Linked DNA regions of Mus musculus: region 1 is linked to region 2. A link is a contact called in ENCODE Hi-C or POLR2A ChIA-PET data. All regions are on one chromosome and are shown on one strand. The core of a region is the stretch at or near the end of the contact, and the rest is flanking DNA. Distances in the headings are between cores, read along the strand shown. Region 1 holds the start of Gdf11 (growth differentiation factor 11). Region 2 holds the start of Sarnp (SAP domain containing ribonucleoprotein).

Evidence for each region. Hi-C counts contacts between places; a loop is a spot of excess contacts on that map. ChIA-PET counts read pairs that join two places held with the same protein, here RNA polymerase II (POLR2A).
Region 1: POLR2A ChIA-PET joins it to region 2 with 23 read pairs in Patski. The contact joins the promoter of Gdf11 here to the promoter of Sarnp in region 2. A Hi-C loop is called at or near these places in 3 of 37 maps with a recorded cell type or tissue (CH12.LX, mature B cell and regulatory T cell). POLR2A ChIA-PET finds 5 or more read pairs at or near these places in 2 of 5 experiments (Patski and embryonic stem cell).

What each region holds. Positions count from the first base shown.
Region 1 is chr10:128,889,493-128,896,756 of GRCm38, reverse strand. Gdf11 (growth differentiation factor 11) reads left to right here and starts at 5,039. Exons shown (of 3, transcript NM_010272.2): 1 at 5,039-5,510. The coding sequence starts at 5,072. It also overlaps a transcript of Cd63 not described here.
Region 2 is chr10:128,816,210-128,823,825 of GRCm38, reverse strand. Sarnp (SAP domain containing ribonucleoprotein) reads right to left here and starts at 2,062. Exons shown (of 11, transcript NM_025364.3): 1 at 1,855-2,062. The coding sequence starts at 1,890. Ormdl2 (ORM1-like 2 (S. cerevisiae)) reads left to right here and starts at 2,197. Exons shown (of 4, transcript NM_024180.6): 1 at 2,197-2,284; 2 at 3,312-3,565; 3 at 3,721-3,872; 4 at 4,811-5,924. The coding sequence starts at 3,392. The coding sequence ends at 4,946. It overlaps Dnajc14 (DnaJ heat shock protein family (Hsp40) member C14), which reads right to left. Exons shown (of 7, transcript NM_001359825.1): 5 at 6,954-7,114; 6 at 6,766-6,868; 7 at 4,378-6,625. The coding sequence ends at 6,415.

The DNA.
Region 1 (7,264 bases), core at 3,790-6,289, 70 kb before region 2:
TGGGGGGAAAATGGAGATAGGATTAGGGAATACTGTGTACCACTGCAACCTGACCTCGCCTAATCTTAGAAGCTAAACGGGGTCAGGTCTGGGGGGGCACTTGTGTGGGAAGAATGGGGAAATTCTCTCAAAGGAGGCAAGAAAAGTAGCTTTCTCCAAAAGCCCAGCTCTAATGTACAGGGCAGGAAGGGGTGCCGCAGATCAGGGAAGCAGTGTATTCCTCATACCCCACCCCCACTCCATCCCACTCTCCACCCCCGTAACAGCACCCTTGAGCCTTGGCCTCGAACACTGGCAACAGACTCCTCAGGAGCAGTTCTTGCTTCTAAGGCTGTTAACAGACCGCATACCGGAGAACGCACTTCCATCCCTCTACCGGCTCCCTCCCCTAGATACTTGCTTCCTTTTCACCCGTAGCTCACAACCTTCAAACCTAAATACCAGCCTCAAGACCCTTACCCACATTTGCTATGAACCAGTCAGGACCTGGAAGGAGGCGGGTATGGAGGTCGCTCTGGTAACCTAGGAGAGGGGCACCCCTAGCTGGAAGGCAGTTACCAGGGAGACCAGGGCAGTGAGCTGGGATCCAAGCCAGGGTTGGCACATACCGGTATAAGCAAAGGGTGGGTGCGTGGGCTGTTTGGTTGGCGGGTGACAGGGTCTCTCTAGGTAGCCCGGGCTGACCTTGACTTATAGCAATGATCTGCCTCACACTCTCTCTTGACACTTCGGCTTACAGACTTGCGCTATCACCCCAGCAAGCAAAAGTCTTAATGTTCTGCTTTCTTCCAACTCCTGTCCTATAAAGCAACTAGCGCCCCCTTCTCACGACTAGGTCTGGGGCAGACGGAAAGCTAGGAATTACTTTATGCGTCTTAGAGGAATCATAAGGGACCAAACCTGAGAGAAGTCAAGGAAAGAAGTGACTCTAGGAGGGGTTGAGGAAGAGACAAAGCTTACTCTTTTTCAAAACTTCGCCTGAAGATGTTGTTCACCAGTACAGCGTTTGCCTACGGTACTCGGGTTCGAGGTTGGGGAAAGGTACTCCTGACTTGAAAAGTCTGAAGGGCAAGTATCAAAACCACTGGTCTGACGTTTCATGTTATTCCACCAGAGGGCAGTCTTGTCCACTTAATGAATTACTAGTCCTAGCGATAAAGCCAGGGAGTGGAAATCTGTCGAGCAAATTGTTGAGTGCTTTCCTGGTATTTGGCCTATAACAACCCCTTGTGGACAAAATTACACAATTTTCTTCACCGCCACCACCACCTAGGTTCACTCACTGAGGGTCATTCAACCTTTAGTTAAGGCTGCTAAGAAATACATTCGTGAAAAGGGTTCTGCTGTTGGGTGTCCCAGTGTGAGGTTGCAAGCACAGTAAGAGGTGACGAAGGCTGACTGATACTATTAGAGTGCTTTGTCAGACCTCATGCTTCAAAAATAGCTGTGGATTCTAAGGTGTAAGGGGCTTTAATAAGCTGGGCTGGCAAGGCGGCTCAGCAGATAAAGGTACTTGCCATCACACCTGATGACCTGAGTGTTTGATCCTGGAGACCCAGCACATGGTAGAAAGAGAAAACTTACTCCATAAAATTATCTGATCCTTTTGTGCATTCTCCTAACCCCCACTCCCGCCTGGCATGCACACACACACACACACACACACACACACACACACACACCTTGTTCAAGTTCATACAGCCAGAAAGGAAGGTTGCTGGGACTTGGCATACAGGCATCCTAGATCTATTAGAGAAGCTACAGTAAGAAAGGGGATTCCTGAATGATTTATCTAAAAATTTCCTCTACACCGAGACCTAGTAAAAGTACAAATTTGGCCAAGAGATTTGGAGACTGGAAGTTGGATGCTAGGAATTAAGCTTGGGCATCACACTCAGCTCCTGAACTCCAGCTCCAGCTGAGAAGTGGGTCCAAGGAGAACACTTGGATGATAAAACAAGATTGGAGTGCTACATCCAGGTACGTAGTCTGTGTACATACTGCCATTCATCAAGTGAAGCCTGCAGGATAGGGCACATCTGAGCAGAGAGAGCTTCTGTACTTGGTCTGTGATGTTTGAGGAGCCTCGGGTCCCCTGGACTGGAGCGTTAGCAGGTATTATGCACCTACTGTTTGCTTCTCTCGTCTTTGACCTTCCACTCGATACAAGTTTGAGGAGGAAGTGAATGTAAGTTGTCCATTCTCTAAAGAAGCAGAAAGGGGCAGCACCATTTCTGCTCTCAAAGTGTTTGTGTTTTCAGAGACAGGGTCCCACTAGATCACCCTGGCTAGCCTGGAACTCTTTGTGTAGACCAGGCTAGCCTCTGCCTCCTGGATTAAAAGCATGCTCCACTACACTTGGCTGGTTTGCAATTTTTTGTTTGTTTTTGTTTGGTTTGTTTCCTGAAGAAAATAACATCAAAGTAATAGGTTTGAAAAATGGGAACGCAGCAGAGTATGCGGTAAGAACAATCAGGGCTCTGAGGGATCAGAAAGGGACAAAAGAGGATCCTGAAGAAGAAGCCCTGACTCCCTGACACTCTTGGCCGGCTCCGAGGTAATCCTCACAACTAGTTGAAGGTAGAAATTATGGTCTCCATTTATAGATAAAGAAACTTGATGATTGCTCAGTGGAAGAGTTCTTGCTTTGTATGCACAGCCCCTTGGTTCTACCTCACCCCACACCCAATTCAAGGTACAGGGAAGAGAACACAGAGAGAGGGAGAGAAAAACTTGGTAAGTTATCGACACTCCCATGTTTTGGTCCAAAGCAAGGGAGTAATGAGAAGTTTCTGGATTGTGTTCCATTCAGTCCCTGTTCTTCTTCTTTTTTCTTTTTTAATATTTATTATGTTTATTATATATAAGTACACTGTAGCTGTCTTCAGACACACCAGAAGAGGGCATCAGATCTCTTTACAGATGGTTGTAAGTCACCATGTAGTTGCTGGGATTTGAACTCAGGACCTCTGGAAGAGCAGTCAGTGCTCTTAACTGCTGAGCCATCTCTCCATCCCTAAGTCCCTGTTCTAAATAGGAATAGGTCATGTATTCAGAGCTTCTCACCTACCCTGCTTCTCCCTCACAGCTGAACCCCAATAGTTACCCTCATTCCACTCCAGCTCCCAAACCCAATTCTGTTCTTTTGTTTATGCCTAACTAACTTTAACATATATATATATATATTTTAATTAGGGTTTAATTCCAGAGAGGAAACCAAAAACCTTCTACTTGGTCCAAGAATCCCAATAGTGAGGTCTATACATTTTACATTTATCTATATATTTTTTTGAGACAGGGCCTTCCTACTGACATTTATACATTTTGTTCAGTGAACACTGCGCGAGACACTGGAAGAGCAAATCTCAACCCCCTAACATTTTCAGTTTGCCAAGGGATCTTCAGAGACATGGGTCAAGGCATGCTTATACAGAGAGCTCTCTGGAGGCTGAGGCAGGAGGATAACTGAGTTTGAGGCCAGCCTGGGATGCATCTGAGACTCTGTCTCAGAGGATAGAGGAAAAGGAGAAGAAAGGGTTTAGGGGAGGGGAAGAGGGGGAAAAAGAGAAACAGAGACCTGGGAAGAGGGAACCAGCAGTAGTGGCTGAGCACACCTGTACACTGTCTTCCTCGTGTACTGAGCTGTCTGGCTGCGCTTAGGACCACACCTGAAGACCATGGCTGGTCCCATTCCAGAGTGGCTCCCCTTGGGGTTTGCTATCTCCACATTAGACATCTGAGTATAGACCCTGCTCTTACCCTTACGCCTAAAACTTCAAGCTTTCTCAGACATGTAAGACCTTACAAACACAAAGACGTAGCTAGGAACCCAGAGAGAGGGTCCAGATTCCTCGCCAAGCACCACTTTCAAGCCCTACCTCATCCCTCATCTGGCTCTTCCCCTCATGGCTCCCACCCTTTCCAGCCCGATCACGATCACTCTCTTTGTTCTATTAAACCTCAATCTCAAGATCACAGGCCTCCTAGATAGTTTTCTTCCGGGCTCAGTACTTGTCAACTTCTCAGCTTGTCCCTGGCCTCTTCCTCTCCTGACCGCCTTCATCCCTGTGATAAATCAGCCTGATGTTCCATTTTATGGGTTCTTTAAACATCCTGGGCTACCTCTGGTAGCTGAGGCTATTCTTCACATCTCCACCTCTTCCCCTTGGGTGTCTCTTTGCGCTCCAACCAAGGCTGACTTGTGTGTGTTACTTCCTCCCCTGGTCTTTTCTCTGCACCTGCCTCCTCAGGGGTTGCTACCTCCAAGGTATCCCCTGTCTCTGCCTCTCCCTCTTGCGCAGGGTACCATCAGCTCCCTCTGACCCATCCGTTCTCTTGCCCACCTCTCCTGCTCTCTCCTGTTCGACTCCGTAGAATTCGGTTAGCCACCCCTCTTTGCGCTCTACCTTTGTCTTTGACTCTCTCCACTCTTAACTGTCCCACTAGTTTTTCTGGTCGTCTTCAGTCTTCGCTCTTGCTCTCTAGCTAAGTCTCTCCCTTCTGTGACTTCTTTTCTCTCTTTTGTCTCTCCCTCTTCCCTTCCTATCTGGGTATCTTTGGATCTGCCTCTTCCCCCACCCCCAACCCCTACCCACCGCTCCGTCTGTCCCCGATCTCTCTGACTCGGTCCCTCACGGCCTCTCCCCCCCTCCCCCTCATCTTTCGGTCTCTTCATCTTTCTCTGGACCCGTGCTCGCTCGTGTTCTCTCTCTCTCTCTCTCTCTCTCTCTCTCTCTCTCTCTCTCTCTTTTCCTCGGTTCTCTCCGGCTCCCTCTCTCGCCTCGGATGACAGCGCTACCTCTTTTGTTGGCTCCGCAGCCAATCGCGGCCGCTGACGACACGGGGGCCGGGGCTATAAAGGGCCCGGCCCGGGCTTGGGCCCCCCCAGCTGCCCGCCCCGGCCGCCCGCCCGCCCCGCCCGTGCGCCCGCCGCCCCCGGCCCCCGGCCCCCCCTCGGCCGGGCAGCCCCCAATCCCGCGCCGCCCGGACCCCCTCCTCCTCCCTCTTCCCTCCGCCCCCTCCCCGCGGGACTCCGGCGTCCCCGCCCCCCAGTCCTCCCCTCCCCTGCAGCATGGTGCTCGCGGCCCCGCTGCTGCTGGGCTTCCTGCTCCTCGCCCTGGAGCTGCGGCCCCGGGGGGAGGCGGCCGAGGGCCCCGCGGCGGCGGCGGCGGCAGCGGCGGCGGCGGCCGGGGTCGGGGGGGAGCGCTCGAGCCGGCCGGCCCCGTCCGCTCCGCCGGAGCCGGACGGCTGCCCCGTGTGCGTGTGGCGGCAGCACAGCCGCGAGCTGCGCCTAGAGAGCATCAAGTCGCAGATCCTGAGCAAACTGCGGCTCAAGGAGGCGCCCAACATCAGCCGGGAGGTAGTGAAGCAGCTGCTGCCCAAGGCGCCGCCGCTGCAGCAGATCCTGGATCTGCACGACTTCCAAGGCGACGCGCTGCAGCCTGAGGACTTCTTGGAAGAGGACGAGTACCACGCTACCACCGAGACGGTCATAAGCATGGCCCAGGAGAGTAAGTGGGCTGCGGGGTGCGCGCGGTGCGGTGCAGTCCGGGAAGGACCCGGAAGCCCTTTCTGCGAAAACTTGACGGATTGGGGAGCCGGGCCACTCCACACAACTTTTTGAGCGGAGAAGATGGGCAGCGGAGTTGAGTGCACGCCCCGTTCTAGGGTGGGGGGGTGGAGGATGGCGCGTTGGGGGAGGGGGGCCAAACCAGGCAGGTTGTGAGCTATTGCTTTCCATCCCTTGTGAGAAAAAGATTCAAGTTGAAGTAGTCCTAGAAACTGGCACCCTACAGTGACTTTTCTGGAGCGTTAGGTGGGGAGCTTCCGTGACCCGTGCAGTCTCAGCTGGGCCGCAGTGCCATCTTCCCACTGCTCTGGCACCAGCATCAACTCCTTGCCCGGTGCTCCGGAAGGCGCCCACCGGCTTTCGGAAAAACTAAGTGTTCCTCTAAGGCCATGGCATAGGACCCAAACCCGGTGTACGTCTCAGCAACTCAGCTGACACCTCTCCTTTCTGCACCTGATCTCGCACTGGGTATCCCCTAGGACCTAGAAGAGCTGTTCCTTCCTGGTACCGAAAGAGCTCAAATAACTCAACTCCACTGCGCTTGCCACTTAACGAGTATCATTTGGTTACTCTCATCTTAGCGTGCTCACTCCCTGTCCTACCCACAGCTGGAGCCAAAGAAGACCCAGGGAGAAAGAACTAGATGAGGGGGATGGGAGAACCCAGGCATCCGAGCCCCTGGCCAAACGGAGGATGAACACTCTGATAGACAGGAGCGGCTTTGAAATTTTATGGCCTGGAAAATCCAGGCCAATACTACCGCCCCCACTGCCTTCTCTCCCTAGGGTCAGGTGACTCCCTTTCCCCTCCCCCACTGACTGTAGTCCCCCCCCCCCCCAACTCCAGGGAACCAGGCTTTCTCTATTCCCTAGTGGTTTGGCAAGCCCCCCCTCCTTTGGTTTTATGGCTCTGAACAGAAGGGGGGGCTGGTTTATTGGCAGATGGGTCATAAAAAGCTGGGGGTTGCGGGAAATCCTAGTGGCCCACCCCCATGGTAGAGGTACAGGAACCCAGGTGTGCATTTGGAAGGTTGAGAGCCTGGCACTTGCCACCCAGTTTCTGCAGAATTCAACTCCAACTTGGTTAGGATTGTAAAGAAAACTCAGAGTCAGGAAACTCTCTCTCTCTCTCTCTCTCTCTCTCTCTCTCTCTCTCTCTCTCTCTCTCTCTCTCTCTCTCTCTCGTGTGTATGTGTATGTGTATGTGTGTGAGTGTGTGTGTGTGTGTGTGTGTGTGTGTGTGTGCACAGAGATCTGATCTTGGGTTCTCAGGCTCCCTTGTTCTTATTGCTTCTACTTTTGGAAACCAGGGTCAGTCTTTGATTGACTAAGGGCAGGGATAGGGAAAAGATTCTAGAAAACAGTTGTAGGGAAATAATGAATGACAAAATTTTCTGGAAGATGCAGGATATATAGAGAAAAGATACTCTGCTCTGTGTGATGTAAAGTGTGTATTTCCAGGGTGAGTGACCCAGCTGCAGGCTTCCCATTGCCTTCACTATCCCTAGCCTCCTGTAACCAGAAGGCTTGAGTCCAGAATTAACTCTGGTAGTGGAGAGCAGCAGGAAGTGAAGGGACTCTGAATGCACAAATTGGGCAGTAGCCATTAAGCCTGGGGGTGGGATTGTACCAGTAGATGAAGTTGGGTCTCACCCTGACTTCCATTTTAGTGCCACTCCAGGACTTAGGTAACCCA
Region 2 (7,616 bases), core at 813-3,312:
GACTGTTCCTTCAGAGGACCCAGGTTCAATTTCCAGCACATACATTGAGACTAAAAACTATCTGTAATTGTGCAGGTACACAGACATCCATACATACAAAATACCTGACACATAAAATAAATAAATATTTTTTTAAAAATCATCACAATCCAATAATTAAAAACAACTATTAAAAAAAAAAAACAAAAAAAAAACAAAAAAAACCCAAAACAACAACAAAAAACTGGGCATGACAGTTAATGTCTCTAATCCTGACACCTGGGAGACATAAAGGTAGGATCTCTGTGAGTTTCATGCCAGCTAGAGCTACAGAGTGAGATCATGTCTCAGTAAGAACAGTTCTCAGTTTGTATTAAATTTGATTTGTATGAGATTCCCAGAATAAGGTGACCAAAACAACTAACGGTAAAGCTTCTTCTGAAACACAAACAATAATCAACATAGTTTCTTTTTTTAAATTTTATTTATTTATTTTATGTATATGAGTACACTGTATTTATCTTCAGACACACCAGAAGAGGGCACCAAATCCCATTACAGATGGTTGTGAGCCACCACGTGGTTGCTGGGAATTGAACTCAGGACATCTGGAAGAGCAGTCAGGGCTCTCAACCGCTGAGCCATCTCTCCAGCCTCAACACAGTTTCTTAATTCTTCATAAAAGGAATTACTGTCCTTACAGAATAATAATTGAAGGGCAAGTCTACATACAAGAAAAGAACCTCGGGTTACCAAAATGTACAACTCAATAGATCCTGTGGTTCAAGAATGTTATCAAGAAGTGACACCAAGGCATCCTGAAAAGATGTCTCAGTTGTGAAGAGCATTTACTGCTCTTCAGGACCCAAATTATTCTACTCTCAGCACCCACATCAGGCTGCTCAAAACTGCCTGTAACTCCAGCTCCAGGGGATCCAACACCCTCTTCTAACCTCCAAGAGCATGCATCCATCATATACTCACACAGACACACGGAAATAACAAAAATAGACCCAAAAAGGGAGTTGGGGGTGACATCAAGAGAGCTGGGATCCTTCCCAAAGGTTAAAAGGACAAACAAAATCCTAAGGTTTTCAAACATACTTCATACACCTCTCATATTACAGCTATCTACCCTACACGTTCTCTCTCTAGAGGTAGGATAGTCAGGGGAGGGAGGGCAGGTCATTGAGAACCTCCTGAGAAAACTCGAAAAACTTTTAGGATTGATGTGTTTGCCATCTTACAACCTTTTGGAGAAGCCTCTACCCCAGGTTTCCACCGAGAAACCTATCTTAAGGCCTCTCCTCTCCTTGATTTTAAAAATTCGAGTGCGGGGTCTTAACCCCACCTTGTTAAAAGAGAACGGAAGCACTTTCTGGGTTATGTTTGGGACATATTCAGCAAAACATGCAAAAATGCCACTATATGTTAACTGAGGAATTCCAGCTTTGGGACAAGAGGAGTGACTACATCAATCCGTTGGGGGGCGGGGGGGACGGACAAACAAACCATAACTTTGGGTCAGCATGGGACACGGGGGAAGGACCACTGACGTAATGAAGATTAAATGAGAAAGGGGTATAAAAGATAGAAGGCGCTTCACAGCCGAGCAGGGAAGGGTGGCAGGTAATAAAAACAATGAGAAGAACAGGTAACAGCAGGTAAACACCAGGTAACGATAGCGATAAATTACTGAGGAGAAACGAAGTTCAAGGTAGGCCTAAGAAAGGAGGCACAAAACAACAACGGGAGCCAGGAAAGAAGTGTAAGCGGGCGCCTGACAGGAAAACACGTGGAATAAGGCCGCGCAGGGCCCCGCGTAGAATTTAGGCTCCAGGAAACCCCACCTCAGCCTTCCCCGCGTAACGGTACCTTCAGCTTGTGGAGCTCCACCGTCTCGGCCGCCATCTTGATGCGCCTCAGTCCACCGGACCCCCACCGCTGGCCCCCACCTCAGGCGCTTAGGCTCATCCAACCAATCGCTGTTTCTCTTGCTCCCACCTCACACCAACGGCTCTTCCCATTAGTCAGCGGCGGCGGCGCTCTCACGCCTCTTGGCCACTTTCCACGGCTCTCTAAAAAGGTGGATCCAGGGGAGGGCGGGGTTTGCATGGCCTAACGAGAGAAAAGGCGACCAATTGTACGTCTCCATTGCGTAACCAACCAATGATTGGGGACAGCGCGGATTCTGTTCCGCCAATAGGGAGAGCGCAGACAGGGCGAAAGTCGGCCACTTCCTGGAGACCACAGGTGTAAGAGCCAGCGCTGTGCCCCAAGCCGGACGGGCTCCTGAAGCTGGCAGGTATGGGCCCCGTGAAACTTTAAAAAGTTACAGAGAGAAATCGGTGGGAGTATTGGGAAGGGCGGCGAAACGACAACCTTAGATTCGAGAGATCCCGTGAAGAAAGTGACATGCGAAACTGGGACTCTGGGAGGAGCATGGGCGGACTCTGTAATTGATTTGGGGAATTGTGGGACAGGCAAGAGCGGGTTAAAACAAACAAAACAAAAAACAAAAGTAGGCATTAGAGCTTGCAGAAGTTTAAAAACTAAAACCGCTCCTAGAAGGGAAGGACTCCCATTTCTTGAGGGACTGAGCTCAGACCCCTTCCTAGACTAATTTAAAAATTGGGTAAGTTTTTGCAGCGCCCCACGTTCAGTGAAGGGATGAAATTGCTTGGCTGCTGACAATGCCAAGCGGGTGAGAGACAGGATGGACAAGCCCCAGGAAAAAAGGATGGGAACTAGAGGTAGCTTTACTCTCAGTGCCTTCTTTATTGGTCCCTTGATTAACTGAATAGCTTTCTTGTGGAACTCTGGGTATGTGTGACCTCTTTATAATTCACTAACTTCCTCAAGAAAGTAAATTAAAATACTCCCGATTCCTCCGATCCTTCAAATAGGTCTCACAGTCTAAACTTACTGCTTTATATTTAGTTGAAATGTAAAGATCTGAGTAAAAACCCCACTTGTGTGAGTATACACACTAACAACTGAAGGTACGGAAGTCAAAAGACAGCTTTCCGGAGTTGGTTATCACCTTCCACTGCATGGGTCCTGGGGATCCAACTCAGGTCTTTAGGCATGGTGACAAATACCTTTTCCACCTTAGTCATTTCGAAGACCCTCTTGCCTTTTTGTTTGTTTTGGAGAAAGGTCAAACAGTTCTCATGCCTCAACCTCCTAAATTCAGGGATTACAAGCATGAGCCACCACACCCAGCTGCTTCACCTCTTCTCAAGTTTTAACAAAGTGTTCAGTTTTTCCTTTTTTTGCATGGTAGGGAAATTCTTTCATTCCCAAGACTTCAGGGGATTTTGGCTTTTCAGGAGACAGCTGGGGAACAAGCTCAATCAGGGCTAATGAGGAGACTGAGTTGGACTCCTGCCTGATCCCTCACTGTGGTAGGATGAATGTGGGGGTGGCACACAGCGAAGTAAACCCCAACACTCGAGTGATGAACAGTCGGGGCATCTGGCTGGCCTACATCATCTTGGTAGGACTGCTGCATGTGGTTCTCCTCAGCATCCCTTTCTTCAGCATTCCTGTTGTCTGGACCCTGACCAACGTCATCCATAACTTGGTGAGCACTAAACCAAACCCTGTACCCAACCCAGGTCTATCCCAACCAAAACAAAACAAAGTCACCAGCTGTTCGGGGATTTATGTCTTCCTTTTGGGATCTTGACCCAAAGGACTACTTCCTACCCCTTATACTGTCCCTTTCCCTCTTCCCAGGCAATGTATATCTTCCTACATACAGTCAAAGGGACGCCCTTTGAGACCCCTGACCAAGGAAAGGCTCGGCTTTTGACACATTGGGAGCAGATGGACTATGGACTACAGTTTACCTCCTCGCGAAAGTTCCTCAGCATCTCTCCTATTGTACTGTGAGTCTGGGTGTGAAGGAGATGCTGGGTTGGAAATGGCTCTACTAACCAGGGAAAAGGTACTAGGGGTTGGGGAAATGGTTTAGTCAAGTGCTTGCCATAAAGGATAAGGACTTGAGTTCAATCCCTTGCACATATGTAAAAGCCAGATGTGGCCATGTACAACCATGAGTGCCTATAATCCCAGCACTGAAGAGTCAGAGGCAGGAAGATCCCTAGGGCTCGCTGGCCAGACAGTTTAGCCAAATTGCTGCACTCCAGAGTCAGAAAGCAACCCTGGCCAAAAAAAAAAAAAAAAAAAAAAAAAAAAAAAAAAAGAAAGAAAGAAAAGAAAAGAAAAGAAAAGAAAGTAGAGAGCAATTCATGACAACTCATGTTGAACTCTGGTCTCCATGTGTACTAACCCTTGAACATGTACCTATGTTTACACACACACACACACACACACACACACACACACTCTAGTCCTAAGCCTACATTATAAAGTACAAGACATAGTCAAGCATTCCTTGCTGGTTCCATGGTATTAAGGAAAGGGAGAAGGGACTGAAAATAAACCAAACTCCTAACTAAAGCCAAGTGATTTTACAGTCCCAAAAGAAAGCAAGAAGGTAAAGGCAGAATGTATATTAATGGTTAAAAAGTAAAACTGACTTGGAGAAAGGAAGCAAAAAGGGCTCCAAAAGTCATATATGCTGAAACAGCTTTGGCTGTCATTTGCAGTTTATCATTAACCATTAACAAACAAACTGATTTATCATCTCTAGTTAAAGATGCCTTCTGATTATATCCTGAACCTCATTAAATACCATTGATTAGCTGAAATAGTTGTTGGACTACATGCAATAAAACTAGTAGTTCAAAATAGAAAAGTCACTGGTAAGGCATGAATGTGATTTGGGAGGCCAACCTCCATCATCCTAATTCTTTTCTCCTAGTTACCTCCTGGCCAGCTTCTACACCAAGTACGATGCTGCTCACTTCCTCATCAACACTGCCTCGCTGCTCAGCGTGCTGCTGCCTAAGCTACCCCAGTTCCATGGGGTTCGTCTCTTTGGAATCAACAAATACTAAAAGATGGTTTGCTAGTTCTGCAGGCATTGAGGGAAGGCACTGGAACTAATATATAATGTTTTCCCTTCTCCACACTATCTTCTGTATCTTGGAAGCCTGAGAGATAAGATAAACCTATCTAAACTCCAAGAAGGAAGAAACTGGAAAATGGGGTTCCTGGGTCCAGTCTTCATAGGGTCAAGATTCTCTGAATCAGGAAAGGTGGATGAGGTTAAGGGCACTACCACTCACTCTCCTCTATCTAGCAAGAAGCCATCATTGTTTGGGCAGCTTTTCTGGTGATTATGTTTTTCCATATCTTCTAAACCTACCAACTTCAAGTTCTGTTTTGCTGTATATTTTTCTTAAAATAAAGTCTTTCAGTTATGGCTGAAATTTGATAAGCAAGGACAGAGAGATTTTCTCATAATGCTGGGGAGAAAATGCAAAATGCTGACTTACTATAAAAAAAACTTTTAAGCAAAATTTTGTCTCTACTCCTTTGGTCCAATACCTTTCACTCACAGCTAACAGCAAGGAAAGAATTCTCAAATAAGAAAAAAGAGCTCACAAGTGAGTAGTGGAGGCACATGCCTATAATACTAGCTAGCCCTCAGGAAGTGGAGGCAGAGGCAGGAGAATCACTGCAATCTGGAGTCCAGCCTGGTCTACACAGTAAGACTCTTATCTCCAAAAGAAAATAGAAAAGGACTCCCAGCTACATGGGTAAAGAAGAGAAGGAAGATGTAAGTTGCCAGTTATATATTTATAGAAAGATAATCTCCTGGCTTTAAATAGATATGTACATACAAATATGAACAAACTTAAAAAAATACAAACCCTTGGCTAACAAGGGGGCCTCTGGGAACCCCTCTATCCTTCCCCCTCACCCAAGGGCACAGGGCATAAATCTGCTTTTTAAAAATTAATTAATTTTGGCCATCCTTGCAACAACAAGCCTGAAGTTAGGTGTCTTACCAATAAAGTGAAAGTCAGAGGAAAAAAATCAGTTTCCACTCTTGAGTTCTGTGTCTCCAAAATTAGGGCTACATGCTTTTTCTTTTAGCTAGTATATCAGGGTAAAGGGGGGAGGGGAACCCCTGATATGGGTTTAAGAAATAAGATACACTCATTTAAAAGGGGGTGTGTTTCATCTGCTCTTAAGAGCAGATGATAAGATAAAGGCATACAGACCCCAGAGAAATCCCCAGTTCCCACACCTCAGAAGCATACTGTCTGGACTAGGTCCAGCCCCTAAGTTCTTTGCTCTGACCACCTCCTATTTCTTTGGTATTGTCAGAAAACAAGATTCAGTTCCTGGGTGTTGGGGAAGAGGGAGAAGAGGTCATGGGCTTCCTCTAAGTACTGAGTGAACAATTTAAAATGTTTCCCTTTTTAAAGTATTTTAAAATAAATCAAATTCCATCCTGTGCTGTACACAGCCCTTTTGACTCCCTGACATTGATTTGAGGAAGGAAGAGAAGGGGTGTCATCGTTGAAAGGGCCGCCTCACTTTCTTCCGCCGTTTAGGTTTGGCTTCTCCCTTGGGTACTGAACTGTTGGGCCTAGAGGTCGAAGTGGTCCCAGGGCCAGGGTGAGGTGCGGCAAAGAAGTTCCCATTGGACATCGGCCCCGGAGGTACTTGAAAGATCCGGCTCAAGAAATCCTGCAGGTCAGCAGGAGGGGACTCTGGAGTGGCCCTGAGGGAGAAAAGAGGCAGAAGACATTATAGTCGGCTTCCAAAATTAACTACACACCGAGAGTCAGTGCCCAAACTTCCTAGAAAACAAGGCATCTGAAACCATACAACTGACATAGTAGGTGTGAAAGTATCACCTACCTCTGCCGGCCACTGGTGCCGGGTACCCGAGAACCAAATGAGATGTGGTAAGGAACTCTGTGAGTATCTGGGGAGATACCCACACGCTGGCATCCAGCCCACTCTGCAAACAGAGATAATTACCCAAAACATTAATTCATAGCAAATGAGATGAAATAAGATCTTGTATTTGGAGGTCAGAAGTGTACCTGTGATGTCATACACCTTTCCATCCATCAGCGCAAAGTAAGTGATCTTGAGGCCCAGCATGCTCGACTCTGCCCAAAAGTCTCCTTCCTCAGCAGGATGCAGCCTGTTACACTCAGCACAGTATCTGGCACTCTTGGGTTCCCGGTCCATTTCAAACCTCCTGCAACCCAACACAGTAAATCCTTAATACTTTTCAAATGTTCATTATTGTCAAAAATGGCCCAAATATTCAAGTTATCTTTATTCAGCTGTAATACCTGCCTCTCTAGCCTCTGCCTTCAACTCTCTTATTCTGAGGTCTTGGTGTATAGCCCAGGCTACACTTACACATGTAATGCTTCCACCTTAAACTCCCAAGTGCTGGTATTCAAAGGTATGTTTCCACGCTCTGCTTTCATATTTCTCTATTTAAGCTATTTTTTCTTCATTTTTATTAGCATATAACAACTATAGACAAAAACAGCTTTGATTATGTTTTCATACATACACACACTGTACTTTGATCCTATGCACCCCCTGCTACTTTCTCTCTTTCTCCCCCCCATTCCCATTACACCTTAAAATTACTGTTCTGTTTTCATGTCCTATCCTTTGTTGGGAGGCAGGGAGTGACCTAATCAGTTTTATTAGGGTTGTTTACAAGCGCATGGGCACCTTATCAG